Linked DNA regions of Mus musculus: region 1 is linked to region 2. A link is a loop called in an ENCODE intact Hi-C map of the cell type or tissue named here. Cell type or tissue: heart. All regions are shown on one strand.

The links. Hi-C counts contacts between places; a loop is a spot of excess contacts. Peaks named below come from ENCODE experiments on the same cell type or tissue, not always from the same donor. Only the 100,000 strongest peaks of a DNase experiment are listed, where the experiment ranks them.
Region 1: it touches region 2 in a loop (13-fold over the local background); 29 of 42 quality-filtered maps call a loop at or near these places.

What each region holds. Positions count from the first base shown.
Region 1 is chr12:118,852,251-118,860,250 of GRCm38, forward strand. Sp8 (trans-acting transcription factor 8) reads left to right here. Exons shown (of 2, transcript NM_001379379.1): 2 at 1-328. Among named protein-coding and RNA genes, the nearest start is that of Sp8, 9.0 kb to the left of the region's middle. In heart, a CTCF peak has its summit at 3,080; no DNase peak of the experiment used is centred here; H3K4me3 peaks cover 1,221 bases; H3K27ac peaks cover 565 bases; H3K27me3 peaks cover 2,179 bases.
Region 2 is chr12:117,988,728-117,996,727 of GRCm38, forward strand. Dnah11 (dynein, axonemal, heavy chain 11) reads right to left here. Exons shown (of 82, transcript NM_010060.3): 55 at 6,402-6,563. Among named protein-coding and RNA genes, the nearest start is that of Cdca7l, 150 kb to the left of the region's middle. In heart, a CTCF peak has its summit at 4,916 (motif pointing right); a DNase peak (open chromatin) is centred at 4,934; H3K4me3 peaks cover 1,260 bases; H3K27me3 peaks cover 2,741 bases.

The DNA.
Region 1 (8,000 bases), 860 kb after region 2:
AGCTAAACATTCTGCAGAGGTAAATATCAGTAGATTCCTGTTGAAATGAGTTATCTGTTCTTTAAAAGTCTCTAAACAGCCACCAAAGAAAAGAAAGGTTAAACCTTAATCTATCTACGAGGCTATTGTTCAAAGGTGTCAATGATGCCAATAAAAAAACATTGTCTTGTTATGTCTAAGTGCATTTAAGCAATGGGTGTTCCTTGAGCCATACTTTGAAACATAGTATACTTTAAATGTTGATTGATGTTATATCAAACTATTTCACTATTAGATTAATATTATTTTGAATCAAACTTAATAAAAAGTTAGTGTGTTGAGATTCTAATAAGTTTAGCTTCTTTCTTTCTGTTTGCATGGTTCTCACTCAGTTCAGTCTTGGTATCCATCTTGAATTGAAAATTTTGCATTGAAACTTATGTAAAATATCATAATGCATAGAAACATGAAAAATAAGAGGGGTTATAAATACTATATAAAGCCTGGGCAAAAGCATTCAGAGATTTATAGTTCAATATGTTATGTAATACAGTTGGTTCCCAAGTAGTAGCCTTTATCAGGATGTTCACTCATACACATATGGGGGCCTCAAGCCCTTATGGTTATAGATAAACAAGTTACCTTTGCTATTTTGGGATACTGTGGCTCTAAAAAAATGGTTACTAAGAAAAATAAAACAGTTTCTGTTACTTTTTTTCCCTAGGAATAATGCAGAACACAGTTTAAGTGTTTCTTTTTTGTTGAAACTTGCAGCAGCTGGGGGATACCGAGAGGCCAGTTCTACAGTTAATGTAGAGGCAGGTAAGAGGACAGCTGCTTGGCATATTTATAGGAATGAATACTTGATTTGAGAGATGGGTTGTGCCAAGGAGGGATACTGTTTGGAAGATGATTTCTTTGGGAGATGCAGAAAGCAGGGCTTATTTTTGTGTCGTAGGTGTTCCAACTTTCACTTTCTTCCTTTAGCTTCCCTCACAGTCTAGCTTGGCTTTAGTTTGTTTTGCTCCAGCAGTATTTTGTTGTTTGTTTCTGTTAGCAGTATTTTTAACTTAGTTTAGTACAGAGCGGGTAGAATCCCCCTTTGGGGACTAACATCATGTCTCTTTGGGAAGGAAGGAAGATGACACACAAAAGGGATTCTTTTCTGTGTAGTCTGATAATGGCTAGAAATTCACTCCCATGAAGCTGGAGTAGCTGTCACTTTGAACCAAAGGACAAGCTTCCGGGCTTGCAGATCAAGGTAGAGTCAAACTAGCTGTTGACCCAGAGGTCAGGCCTGCATGTATCAGCCCATCCTCCGGAGACTGGGAAGGCACTGCGCCCACCCCCCACCCCCTCCCCAAGGGTTGGTGCTATCCAGCCTTCCTAGATCCTCCCTCAACACTTCCCTACCCTGCTTGCTTTCTCCTGGCTTCTTTATCACCTTTCTTTTTAGAAGAGCTTGTTCACTCAGGAATGGGACTGATTTGGTGAAGGCTGACTTATCAGCTAAGATATGCTATGCAGGATACCTAATTTAAACCAATGTGATAGTTGCTCTCCCACAGCGGGAGACACTGGACAATGTTCCTGGGTAGGTTTGTCTCTCCACTGCCCTGTTAATTCTAGTCTTTGCATAACTTCTCAGTTGGGCTCCTTAGCTAAGGAGCCTCCAAATAAGCACTTAAGCAGTAATGAGCAGGAGTTCTGCTTCTTAGGTAGATCGAGAGATCAACACTTTGTCTCCCGGTGAATTTTTTGGTTAGGTTACTGAATGAAAAATTTTATTGAGAATAAATGTTTTATTTCTTATGGAAGATTGCTTCACAAATCAGAGGATGGGGGGGGGGAGGTGACTGGTAAATTAAAGCATGCATGTATAGGGTAAAGGTGTAGATTTAAATACCATCAGGCTGCCTAAGTAGATAGAGATAAATTCTACTCATTTGTTTTTCTTATAAATGAGGTACTGATTTGATTCCAATATTTTTGAATAAGTATGTTTTTAACTTTTTCTGCCCCCCACCCCCTTTAATGTTTGTGTCTAAGCTGGCATTTCTATTTATTCCTTAATTTTACTAAAATAACTACAGGTTCGGGTACCCTGCTCCTCCGCGCGCTTCTTTTCCAAAGTAGCCTTAAAATTCTACGACGGATTTTGGAGACTTTGGAGAGGAGATGTGTAAGAGAGCAATGCTGTACTCTTGAGATTCATTCGGCACCTCTCCGAGTGCTGTCTTCCAAATCATTTTGCTCAGTACAATGGTTGCTGTTACTTAAAAAAACCAAGATGCTTGCTTGTGCCCCTATTTCCTGCTTCCGGATCAAGGGAAAGCCAGTAATCCCTGGGTGTCCTGGACTCTAGCCCCTGGTTCCTGGGGAAGAGCGCGCGGCCACCTTGTAGTCTCTCCCTGGGAGCTGAACGTTGATTCGCTGCTGCTGGTGGGAGGAAAAGAGTATTTTATTTTAGTCCCTGGACGCGTGTTTAATTTAATTTAATTTAATTTCTGTGGGGTCTCTTGGCAGCAGAGAAGCAGGTTTCTACATTGGCTTTGATTCCTGAGCAAAGTCCGGACTCTTAGAACCCTGGGAACAGAGGAGGGCTTGGGGAGGGCATTGGGGCATAATGCGTTCGCTACAAAACAGTCCCTTATCTTTTAAAGCTCTTCTAGTTGGGTTCTTGTTTGCAATCCACTCCCCAATTTGACTGCTCTGGCCTTAAGTTCTACTGAAGGCTCACTGGAAGTGAGCCTGCTCTGCTGAGTTCTCCGCCCCGCCCCCCCTCAAGTTTTCCCGGTCCTCTGGAAACAACCAGGGAAGCCGGGGAAGAGTTCCTAGCCATTCTCCGCTGCCGCCCCTATTACCCCAACCCATCCCGTTCGGCTTGGCGTTCTTTATATGCAGGCAGCCCTTGGGAAGATCCCCAGCCGTCCCAGAAAAGCTTCCAGCTGCTAAGCTGCACCGGCGCCGGCTGCTCCCGGGTAGCGGTGGAAGCCTGGGGTGTCCGTGGCGATTGTGTTGGGACTCTCTGGGCTCCCGGCGCACACAAAGGCTAGGCAGTCGCCTGCACCTTCTGCGCGGACAGCGAGCGCCACCCTGTGCCCCGCGACCGCGCTGCAGAGTCCCGAGCCCGCTGCTCTCCAGCCTGACCTTGGGCTCAGCATCCCTCTCCCCTAAGCCGTCTTGCCACTGAGTCTGGCTGACAGAGAAAGCTTGCGGAGGTTTTTTGTTTGTTTGTGTTTGTCTGCCTGTTTGTTTTTAGATTTAGGAATCAGTTTAGCCACCTAGCAGAAAAGAGAGTTGGTAGGAAGGTACAGACTCATGGTACCGTGAGCAGAAATAAACCTTTCTTAAAGCCTTGTACCTAAAACCCACCTCTTTATTATTATTATTATTATTATTATTATTATTATTATTATTATTATTATTACTTTCATTCTCTCTGCTCTCCACTCTATTCTTTGGCCCATTTGATACCAGGGCACCCTAGCAATCTTCTCCAGACCAAATCTTGGTGATATTTTAAGAGACCCAGGAGAAAGATCAACCATTTGGGAAGAGTACCTCATTTGGAGAATGTGCCTGTAGCATGCAGACTGTCTGAGGAAAAGAGCCCGCATTTGGCAAAACTTTTCCCATCATGGACTTTTGTAGACACAGACCTGTGGGTGTTTGTGTTAACTTGGATCTACTTTTTACCCTTGAGATTGGCCAAGGGTCAAACTTGAAGATTATTAATGGCGCCTGTGGACCATTCTGTATTGGTATGAGGCACCCTCAGACTGAGGCTTTGTGGAAACTCTTCTTAAGCAATAACAGAGAAGCACTATGGGATGCACACTTGTGCAAAACAGGGCTCTCATAGTTACTTCTGTAGTTAAAAATTCTTATTTCCATCGACTCCCTACCTATAGCGGGGGAAGGAAAGAAATAAAATACACTTTATTTGGTGTGTAGAGTGCCCATCACAAGTAAAGCAAAGTGATTTGCAGCGGCGGGTACAAGTAATGTGGCCACCCGCAGCTTTAGAACATAATTGACAACTCCCCCTTCAGAGCACCAGTCTCTTCCTTGAAACCAGCTGGTGACGCAAGCCCACTCCCACCCCCCTCCGGTCCGGAAAGCCAGGAAGCTCTGGAATGCATCGTTCTCTCACCCTATTGTGCCTAGGTGTTGCAAACCACTGAAGGACAGAGCTTTGTGCTTTGATCTCATGTCCCTGCTATTCTGTGGCACAGAGGGGTGAGTTTAAATTAAATTTCTTTCTCTGCTGATAAGTTCTAATGGGCCTCAGAAGGTGAATAATTATGCAGTAACATTTCATGGGTTGTTGGAGTGGGAATTCCCACTGCGCTGTCACCAGGAACAGAATGTTCAATGCTAAATGAAGCTTCTCAAGTAAGCCACAAGTGTCTTTCAAATCCCCCTGCAGATAATCTAGGACATTTCTACTTTTATCTTTCTTGCCTCTGCTAAGCAGGGTTATTTTTTCCCTTACATTCAAGTTTTATTGGTGATTTTTAAAAAAGGAAACAATCAATACTTTAAAGATATTTTGTTTTTTAAAGCTGTGACAAATATGACACCGGCAAAAGCTGGGGCAGCATTCTGGGAAAAGGCACACATATCCAGGACAAAGAGCCACCTGAGATTTGCCCTCACTAGGATTTAGGTCTAGTCCTCTCTTGACTTTTATTGAACTAGTGCATTTCTCTTGATGGCCGAAAGTATGAGGCTTGGAGCAACTGAGCTCTTAAGAGGTGATCTGATCACTGGTGTTTTGAAGCCACCCAGTTCTGCACCGACACAATTTAAATGGGTTCTCCACTACAGAAGGTTAAAAGGAAAAAAAAAATGCCTTTGCTGTTCCATGCTACTTAACTAAAGAGGACTAAATCTTTGAGATTTAATTTAATCTTCTGCCAAGCTTGATAAGAATCATCAACAGTTTTCTGTAAATGCGTCATGGGTATTTAATATCAAAAGGAAATCAGACCTTGAACCTAAAAATAAAAGAATTCTAAATTTGTCACTTAAAGCACAATGGAGGCTTTCTTGCTTTTTTTGTATTATTATTATTTTATTATTATTAAGAAAATTCCTTGTTCTCCATTTGTCCCAGTGCTGCATTCCACACCATTTTCCTTGTTTGGCTTCCTTTCTTTAAGTTTCTTCCCTTAGATGAATTGAGCTCCCACAAGCTTCAGGATTTCTAAATCAACACATAGAAACTGGAGCCTGCTTATCAAGTTTTCTCTCCTCTCTTGGCAACCCATTTGAAAGGGCTCAAACAATGAATTGATTTACATCATGCTCACTTCACCCTGAACTCGGTGCGAGTGTTGGAAACATTCAATATTTCACCTTGGGTTACCAATCCTTCCAGCTTTCAAGTTTTTGGCCAGTTCATTTTAAGCCCTGAAACAGAAGGAAAAAAAAAAAAGTAGATGGTCTCCCCATTCTCAGAGTTCAAGTAATTGTCTAATTCAGCTGAAAGTAAAGGATTTGTACTGCCCAATTCTACACCCAGTTTAATGACCCTAATTACCCAGGGACCCTGTCATCAGATTTCTCATCACTTCAGGAAGCTGTGTTCTTGTTCCTACGTTGATAAGTACTCATTTCTCTTGCATACCTGTTTCTTACTTCAGTTCCTCCACTCCCACCCCTTCCCTAAGTTGGTTCTTTTCTATTCACTTCAGCCAACAGTGATCGTTGTGGCTGGTGGAAATGTAGTTAAAAGATATATTCATTGATTTAGTGGTGTTTTAACAAGATGGTTGAGTTAAACATGTGAACTTCTTCGCTGTTGGAAAATAATCTTTGTAGCATTATGTTAGGAATGTCTCAACTTTAATTAGAGTGAGCTGTATTGGGTTACAATTTATTAACTTTTATACTTTGAAATAAAGTCAGTTTGGTTATTTCTTCCAAAGAATAACTATTTTACTTAAAATGGTGGGAGTTAAGTTTGGGGAAGGTACACACATATATTACAATTCCCATGTCCTTGGCATTAACATATTTTAGGCAGTATCACAGTTAAGTGTTGTATTAATGACTGGAGAGCAATTAAACCACTTAATAAATATTTTCAGAACAAGCATCGTGCTATACACATTCTGCTATATACACTTTGTAGGAGACATGACATGCTTTACTTAGTATGTAATTATTAAATGAGATGTATTGCCAGTGACATGTTTACTTGTGTGTTTTAGTATGAATACCCTGAAAGTCAGATTGAGTGAAGTTTTTCCATTCTTAAAATTCTACTCGCTTTGCAGGGAGCTACTTTCACAATAAGATGGTGGTAGATTCCTGGTGGACGAGAAATGATGCTTAGAGCTGTGACTTCTTTTGTTATTTTATGCTCTGAAACCATGGATATTTTAAAATTCACTTAAAGGTGAACTATTGGTTATGGATCTTAGGTGGTATACAGAATTTCTGTGGCTTCCTTTCCACCATGGCCTAAAATAAATAATATATATATATATATATATATATATATATATATATATATATATATATACACACATAGTTTAGTTCTATGTTTTATTTCATGTGTGGACAGCCAGATTAAAATCTTAATGGTTAGTAGTCTTACTTCAAATGATTAAATGTGCATTTTAGCAGCATTCTATTTATAATCTGTACTTTATACAAATTTTATATGTTTAAATGACTATTTTTCTTATTATAGTGACTAAAATACAAATAATTTAATGATTTCATTTATGTATCTCCTTATTTTCGGAATTAGTTTTTAGGCTATATTTGTTTTTAAAATTGAGTTTGTCAGAGTACAAACATATTTAAAAGTTGGGCTTCTCTCTCTCTGTCTCTGTCTCTGTCTGTCTCTGTCTCTCTCTCTCTCTGCTTTTCTGTCCCTTTCTGTATGTCTTACATTGGAAAAAAATGTGCATTTTTGTCTTGCTTAATTAAGATTATAGCAAACAGGAAGATATATTTTACTTAGAATATCTTTCATATGACTAGAAAAAATATGATAAAAAATTAGAAAGGACAATATTCTGTGCTGTTTTAAAAAGAATTAGGATGTGAAATGTTCATCTTGCCTTATGAAGCACATCTGAGGAAGCAAGAATGGTATTAACAGATCATGCTTGTCCACCAGATAATCAGAAAGAACAACACACAGCCTTTTACACATAGACTGAGGGTGAACTTGTGGAATTGAATTTTCTTTTTACTGTTTTCTGTGTCTTCATTTGCAATGCATTGCGCTATTGTTACTCATTAGCCTGACTGACTAAGAAACCACACCTACCTAGTTTAGAAGAGAAATGGCTGGAGACTGCTGGTCAGCCACTTCGCTCTGCCTGATACTAAAGTTGCTAATAGAAGGCATCTGAAATGTATCCAATCCTTCCGACTCTGCAGTGAAGGTTTGTCCTGTGCATTCTGCTCCCAGTGATGTTACACTCACCTCTGGCTGGTTCGCTCTCATTGTAATTGTTCAAGGTGGGCTCATAGAAGCCTTAAAACTCTCACTTGCAAGGTATTGCATAAATTGTAACCAAGCAATTACACATGAAAGTTCTCTGTCTCAGGAGAGGGTTTTTTTTGGTTTTGTTTTGTTTTGGTTTTTATTTGTTTGTTTTTGTTTTTTTTCCTTCTGTGAAACTATGGCTGTAGGAAATCAATACTGTATCCATCTGTTGATTCATGACACTGTCTCCCAAAGCAATTCGTTATGTTTATGTAACCAGTTACTTGCCCGTGGCTTATTTGTGCTATTAATTTCATTTTCTGATAGCTTCCTCTCTTGTGATAGTTACTGTTTATGAATATCTCCAGAAATGAGTAAAATTCTATGTGGCTTATACACAGTACTAATAAGGAAGAGGTAGATAAAGACCTTGCTACTTACAGGCTGTTCATCTTGCCTTATGTAGCATATCTGAGGAAGCAAGGATGGTATTAACAGACCATGCTTGTCCACCAGGTAATCAGGAAGAACAACACATAGCCTTTTACACATAGACTGAGGGTCC
Region 2 (8,000 bases):
CCTCTGTGGTGTCCTTAAACACACAGATCCCTAACCTCACGACAGACCCCAAACGTAGGTAAAATCTTCACATAAGTGCACCGTTGGGCTGGTTAAAAATCTCTCACTAGTCACAGAAAGAATGTGTGTTCAAAGCAAAACTCGGGGATACAAAACTTGAATTGTCTTAGATTCCAGGGGACCCAAGATGCATGAGGATTAGCAATTAGTGGACTCAGAAAATAAAATTTATGAGTGTCTATAAATGTCACAGGCATCATATTTCCCTGAGGACTTTATTTTCAAAACAGCTTGGCTCCCATATAACTACGCACAAGTCTGCTCCCATCCTGTCTTGCTTTGACAAGAACTTTCACACATACCTTCCTGGGATACAGACAAACACCTCCTCAGCCAAGTGTAACCTTACAAAGAAAAAAAAGAAAAGCTGGCTTCTGCCCAACCATGATCCTTATGAGGAGGCTCCTCAGCAGCCCTGAATGCTCCTTTTAACAACAGTTTCATTTGTAAATCTCTGATGGAAAGAGTGGCTTCCGGGAGAGCTGGAAGTGGCCCGACACAACTTGTCTCAGTGGGGCAAAATAACTATTGTTATCGGGCTTAACAAAATGGCTCAGCATGGGAGTCTCACGGAGCCAGGGAGCAGCTGGTTGTAATTCACACTGTTTTTCAGAAAACTCTAATCGTTCCAGAACAGACCTCTTTGATGACTGGTCTTCCCTGCATTCTCAATTTGTCACTTTCTCTTATGATAAGGTCAGTAGTGACAGCACTTCCTGACATTAACAGCTGTGGCTTTTAAAAGGGTCATTGTAGAACTACTAATTGCAGTAATTTCATTAGCATAAATTATTTATTCTGCCATTCATTTATCTCCAGTTTTCTTCTGAGGGGGGCGGAGAGGGGCTGCTAAGGGCTGCAGCAACCCAGCGCCGTAGTTCACACTTCCAGAGACGCAGGCAGGACCATCTTTTCTGCCAGATTTGTCCCTTCAGGGGAACCAGTTGACAACACTTTGTAGTCCTTTTGCAGCCAATAGTGGTGAAGGCAAAAATAAAAATAAGCCGAGTGCCATTATGCAATGGCACCTAATCCATGGCTTTCCTGCTAAGATCGCTTTGGGAAGCCATGCTGTCTCTATTGCAAAATTCAATGCACAGATAAGGCTGGGTTTTTCCTTATATAAAGAAAGGAATGTTTATTTTTCCAGTCGTCAGTTAGCTTGCTGTAAACATGGAAACATAAACTCTATGGTGCCTGGTGGGATGGTTCTGCAGCACTGGCTTTCACTGCCATACCAAGTACTCAGGAGGCCACTCTACAAGCCAGCACCCAGCGCCCTTGTTGTGAATGCCAGCAGAGGGTAAATGAAAATCCTGTGAATTTTTTTAAAAAGTATTTTATTTCCTTCCAAGAGCAGCAAAGCAGACTATACCAGTTTATAAAGTGAAATTTGATTTTGGAGAAAGGCAAATGAAAAACGGAAGACAGGAAAGAGTTTGTTGTTTTTTGCTTGCTTTTGTTTGTTTTTGCTAAACCCAGGGCAATATTGTCAGATATTATGTCATAGCCTTGTAGGGAGTCTTGAAATGTTTTCTCAGAAATCATTTGTTGAACTTAAATGTCAAAATACTAAGTTATAAAATGTATTATTTATAATTCACTCTTTCGTGGGTTGGTAAAAGACTGAATTAGATATTCAGGGCAAGAAGGCTTGTTACAGAGAATTTAACACTAAAACAGAGGAACAGTATTCCATTTGAGCACCTTTAAGCCCCTCACAGAGTTCAGTCACCCCAACATAAAGACGGATGAAGCAGAAACAAGGTTTGAATCCTAGGACTTAGGTTACATTTTCCAGGTCTGAAGAATTAAGTGTTCTCCTTGCTTTCTCCTGCCACAAAAGTGGTTTCATTGCATCAATTCTTTTTCCAGGCTTTCTAAATATCTGCACAAATGCAGTAAAGGAAAGCCTGGGCTCTGAGATCCATCCACAGGCTTGAGCATCAGCTGCCATCTGTCACCTATGCAAGGACGGGCCCTTCTTTCTCATGAGGCTGGGATCAGAGAGGTAACCAGTGCAAGTGAGGGTCTACTATCAGAAGAGGTGGCTCCTGGAGACTCCTCCACAACATGGACACATTGAAGTGACTTGGAATTAATGCAATGAAGAGTCCAGAGGAAATTCAGGAAAGCCCATTTTCTCATCTATCCATCTATCCATCCATCCTCCATCCATTTATCCTTCATCCATCCTCCACCCACCCACCTATCCATCCAGTGTGTGTTTTGCATCACACATAAGTGTGTACCAGAAGTTGATGTTGAGGTCTACCTTAATCACTCTCTACCTATTATAGACTGTTTCAGTTGAACCTAGAGCACATTGATTCAGATCATTTAGGTAGCCGGCTTCCTCTGGGAATCCCCTTTCTCTGTCTCTCTAGTGCTTCCATCCCCACCCAGAATTCATGTGGGTGCTAGAATCAGAACTACACACACACACACACACACACACACACACACTTGTGTGGCAAGTGCTTGGTACCCATTAAGTCATCTCCCCAGCCCCAGATAACCCTTCCCTGTGGGAAGATAAGGCAGGAGATATTGTGGCTGGTGAGGCTAACACATCCCCCAAAGCCACAAAACTATGAATTTTTATGTAGAGCTGGTTCTAGCTGAACAATACACACAGATCCCAAACAGCTATAAGAACCGGACCCTGCTTTCATGGGTGATAGGATTCCTAATCTTTAGAAAGCTGAAAAAACAAAAACAAAAACAAAAAACCCTGTTGGGAAAACAGTATTCTTTAAAAAACTGTATTCTATATTTGCCTAATAGGCACAGAGCACTACATATATAATGACGTACACACAGAGCTAAAGATGATGATGGAGAAGGGTGTGAACCGTGATGGGGCTTTCCCACCAATTTGAAGATAGAAGCTGAGGCTAGGATGAAGTTTAGGCAGATCCCTAAGATCTTCCTTTGGTTTTGTCTTGGTACTTCAAAATGGCTTTAGTGTAACTACTGTGTAGGAAGCTAGATATTCTAAAAGGACGTGCACACACCTCTCCTCAGCTATCAGACTAATGAAACAACAGATCCCAAAGAATTAGAATTGGCCCTGGAATCATACTGTAGGGAAAGGCTGAAGATACTGTGACAGCCACCAGAAAGAGAGTATTCCTACAACTTATAAGACACATGGCAAGTGAGACACTGAAGGGGCCATGGTGGGCAGGGCCACACTTGGACCAGGACTTTCTAATCAGGTAAAGCACATGCAGTCTATTTAAACCTAACCTTATGCTAGTAGCTTTAAGCTGGACTCAGGATTTCTCTCTTTAATGTTCTCACCAATGTAAACAAAGTCTCTTTTCTGTTTCCACATTCCGTGTGTCTTTATTCTTTGTGTTGAGTATGCACAGCTAAACCTAGATCATTAGGGCTACCAACAGGATCCAAGATTCTACTTGAAAAGTTATCGTATTGTCCGCATGGTCAACTTCGGACTTTATAAGTTAACACTTGTAATTGACATTTCAATGAAAGAATTGTGGCCCAAATCATCAATATAGCATAGTTATCACTGACGCAATAAATGTAATGCCCCTCCTGTTTGGCACAAGGAGTGTGTGTGTGTGTGTGTGTGTGTGTGTGTGTATACATGTAGTCACACACATGTGTAGGCACTGGAGAAGCATCAAGTCTAAATCTGACAGAAAGGTAACTTCTATTTGAGTGGATCACCCCTGCCATTCTGTGCTACACCTTCTAAGGTAGGGGATGCAGACATGGCAGCAGCACCACATTTAACTGTAATAGTGGCGTGGCATTGAGCCCTCACTGCAGTGTCATTACTTCAGGAGGGCAGACCTTCCTTCCTCTGTCAGTCAGATATCATGCCCAAGTGACATGGGCTGCTTCTGTCCTCAAATCCTGCAACAGAATTCCCCCTCCCCTGTCAGCTCATATTTTAAATTTACATTAAAACATGTCCTTTCATATGACCCTGATTTCGAGAATGCCTAAGGCTCACTTTGCCTTAAAGAAACCAAAACCAATGTTTTTCTCTTACGTTCCCAATACCATCTACTTTTTTGCTCCATGCATTCCTAACTGGAGCCTGTGCACTAACCATCACATCCCCAACTTGCTTCCATCTGCACCTTCAACCCTACTCCTAGTGGTATGCAAGACTTTCCCTCCCTCCTGCCTTATATTGCCTCTTCCTACCTCACTGCAAGAGGCAGCGCATATTGACAGGAGTGTCTGATGAGCAACACAGTGACTGACACTTAGGTGTCAGACTGCTTTTATGTCCTTTATTTGTCAGCTGTCATTTAGTTCCGTATCAGGTAACAGGAAAAAAAATAGCATACCCATTCAGTTAGATGCAGTCAGGGCTGTGGGCTGCCTCAGCCCTGAGTATGTACTGATGTCAACATATATAACATGGCTTGTCTATGGCCAAAAGGGGTCACCTTGTTTGTATAAGTACCTTCCACTCATCCAATGAGGTCAATAATTAAGAAGTGACAAAATTATGCCGATAACTTTCAGTCTTGCTGATGGAAATTAAGACTAAAAAAGCAATCAAATTAGCACTCATTCAAAAATGTAAAAGCTGTTTCTGACCTCTACAGAAAAGATACCACATGGTTTTAGGGGAATGTGGTCCCACAGTACTCTGAATTATAATTAGTGCTTCCCGTGTGACAAATCAGGAAGGTGGGAGGGTTAAATCAGCACCTTATAATGAAAGGAAATCATCTGGCTGATTGTTAGCAGGCAGAATTCAGCTTGATGGGAAGGCTGAAGTGCTAAGAAAAGTATTCCTATTTGACACCCAGGATCCTATAGGAGGCGGCATGACACCGTCAGATAGACCACAGCACCTTGTGCAGCCCTCGGGACTGCAAAGCCCGCCTCATCCAGCAGGTGTCAATAGTCCTGGCCAGGCTGAGATGCTGCTCCGCTGGAGAAAGCAGACACAGACACAGGACAGCAAAGACTGGCAGGCTGTGAGGCTGTGCGTGTGCTTCTCTGGAGCTGCTAGCTTGGATCTCCTACCAACCGAGGAGAATCAAAACTCCATTCAGAAACCAGCCCACTTCTTTTGTTCCAAGTTTGATAAAAATGAACCAAGGAAACTAGAAATCTGCTAGTAGTATGTGGCATTGATTCCTGTAGAATCAGAACTTCCAACCTCTCTTCTCAGCTGTTGGAAGATAAGATGATGCCCCAGTATTTCAACAACATTAAAGAACCTGAAGATTGTCCTAGGGGCTGGGAGTAACACTTAACACTACTTTTATCATAACTAATGGCTCTCTAGATGTGCAGATCTAATTCCTACCCCCCCCCCAACTTCAGAAGACTTGACTTTTCTTTTCTTTTCTTTTCTTTTCTTTTCTCTTTTCTCTTTTCTCTTTTCTCTTTTCTTTTCTTTTCTTTTCGTTTCTTTTCTTTTCTTTTTTCTTGTTTCCTTGTGCGTGTACTTGTCACATGATTGTGGAAGAGAGAAGGAGAGAGGAGGCAGGCATGTGCTCCCACCCCAGATGTGTTTGCCATGTTAAATGTTGCTTCCCCCTGCAGTCCAGTGATCAACAGATTCATAGACATGTTTAGGGGAGAAAGAAAACCTGTATGCAGCAGTGAATGCTTTTCACCACTCCCAAGCTACACACACCCATAGGGTTACGCCCTTTTTAAGGAGACGCAAAGGAAAAATAACATGCCACGCAATAAAGACAGCGGCATAGTAACCGTCAATCTCATAAACATACCCAGACTCTAACCATCTGGCCACCCGAGGACACGCTATTTAACAAAGTGCCATAATGTTTCTTTGGATGTGGGTGATCATGGCTCCTGGAGTAAGGGAGAGGGTGAGAACTTACGACATTACTTAAGTGTCCCCAATCAATTTTGGCTTAGAGAGAGCCACTTCCACTAATTCTGGGTCTATTCTAGGCACTCCCACCTTATTGCTCAATGGGAGGTGAGGGCAAAGCTCTCTGGGAGTCACATTCTAACACAATCTCTCTAATCAGAAAGGATCCTGGCCTCAACTCCACTGGGAAATCGGAAGGCTTGATTCAGTTGCTTTCTTTATTCTTCAAACCTACTTTTTTCACACAGACATTTAAAAACGTATTTGGAGATACCAAACTCATCAAGAAGTGACAAAGATAACTTATAACCCCATAAGGCCAGAATCCCACCCCCAACAATGCACAAAACCCAGATACAATGAAAAGCAACATAAAAGAAGAGATACATATTTGATACAGAGATTGCGAAACTGAAAGTGGCTGACCGAGCTTCCTGCCAATAGTGTACTGAGACTTGTGCACGCTGGGTACCTACCTCAGGCTGACGCAACGTACCTCAATCCCCTCAATTTCTTCGATGAACCTCCTGCTGACTGAGACCAGAGCCTCCTGTGGCCATTCATGAAACCAGTCAATAGCTGTGCAGTTAACTATGGCTGGGAACTTCCGGGCTCTAACTCGCAGTGTGTGGCCAACCGGTGAGAAACAAAAAACCATCTGTAGGGGTGAGGGGGGACAGGTCAGAAACAACAGAGGGATGAGTGTGCCAAGCAGTACACTGAAGTCTCAGACAATGAGGAAGGGGGCAAGGCCAGACACACTAATCAGCTACCCCAGCCCAGGCAGCAAGGTGCAAGGTAGCATTGACTTTCAGAGTGGCGGTGCCACAGGGCAGGCAGAAGTACAGTTGTGCTTTCCTCAAAATGTGGCCCCTCTTCTCTCAAGCATAGCTCATGATTCCCTTTGGGAGTGGGACATTTTACTTGTTCCCTAACACAAGCCACATAAAAATAAGTCACCATGATCGTCAACATTTCTACCTGCAAATTCCTTCTGTTACATGATTCAGTAGGTTTCACAAAGCTGAAATACCTTTTCAACGCAAAGTATAAAACAATAAAATAAAGCCAGATTTATCATCACAAATGACATCAATTTCTGTTTGCATTTAAAATAAAAAGTATCTTCTTTAGTTCTCACCTGAGATTTTTCAGAGAAAAATTTAAAACTTGGGTAGCATGTTTCTGCTAAGAAAAGTTTTTTTCTTACTAGCTAATGATTTAAAAGTTAATTAATATCTGAATAAGCCATTGTTCTGTGTTTGGGATCTGCCAGGGATCAGTTCCAGGATCCCTAACATACCCACAGGTTTTCCAAACACTTATATGAAAAGTATATTGCTTTCACAGGTCAAACCTATTATCCTTCAACCACCTATTAGTCCTTCCTGTTAGGATTACTTATTGCCCCTAAGACAAGGTAAACAGTGTAGGGAGTTGTTATTCTGTGCTATTTAGGGAATCAAGACAATAAAAAGAAGTATGTACACACTCGGTACGGTTATATGCACACTCCGTACAGTTGTGTTCCTCTTCAAATATTTTCACTGCACAGCTGGTGGGATTCATGGATGGGGACATGACAGTCAGAGGATCCAGTCGTGTATTTGTATACTCTCTCTAGACACAGGGATTCATCGGTAGAGCCTGAGGTTGGTTGCAATATCATGTCACAGACAGTGGATGGGAGGAACTCTTCATTGTCAGCACAGTAGGTGTGACCATTCAAGGGTCCTGAGCTTTAGAGGACCACCATTAGAAGTGTAAGCTCAGGGAAAGCATGAAGACACAGGAGACTGCAAGGATTCATTATGCACCCCCATCCCTGCCACCACTGCTATATACTTGAAAACTAGGTTATCTGTCAGCTGGGAAAGGCCCGAGTGGACAGTATCTCTTTTCTCTTCTTAGGACAGGTTGATGGTAGAAAATGAGACCCTCCTGGTTCCAAGGCTGAGCTCAAGACCATGGTCAGCCAATGGATGCTGTCACTGACTCAGAAGATATTTTTTTTTTGCTACTTATGATATTTTAAAATCCTTGTGAGAAAAAAAATCTTAGCATATATCAACCTGTACAATACCTCATTTAACAG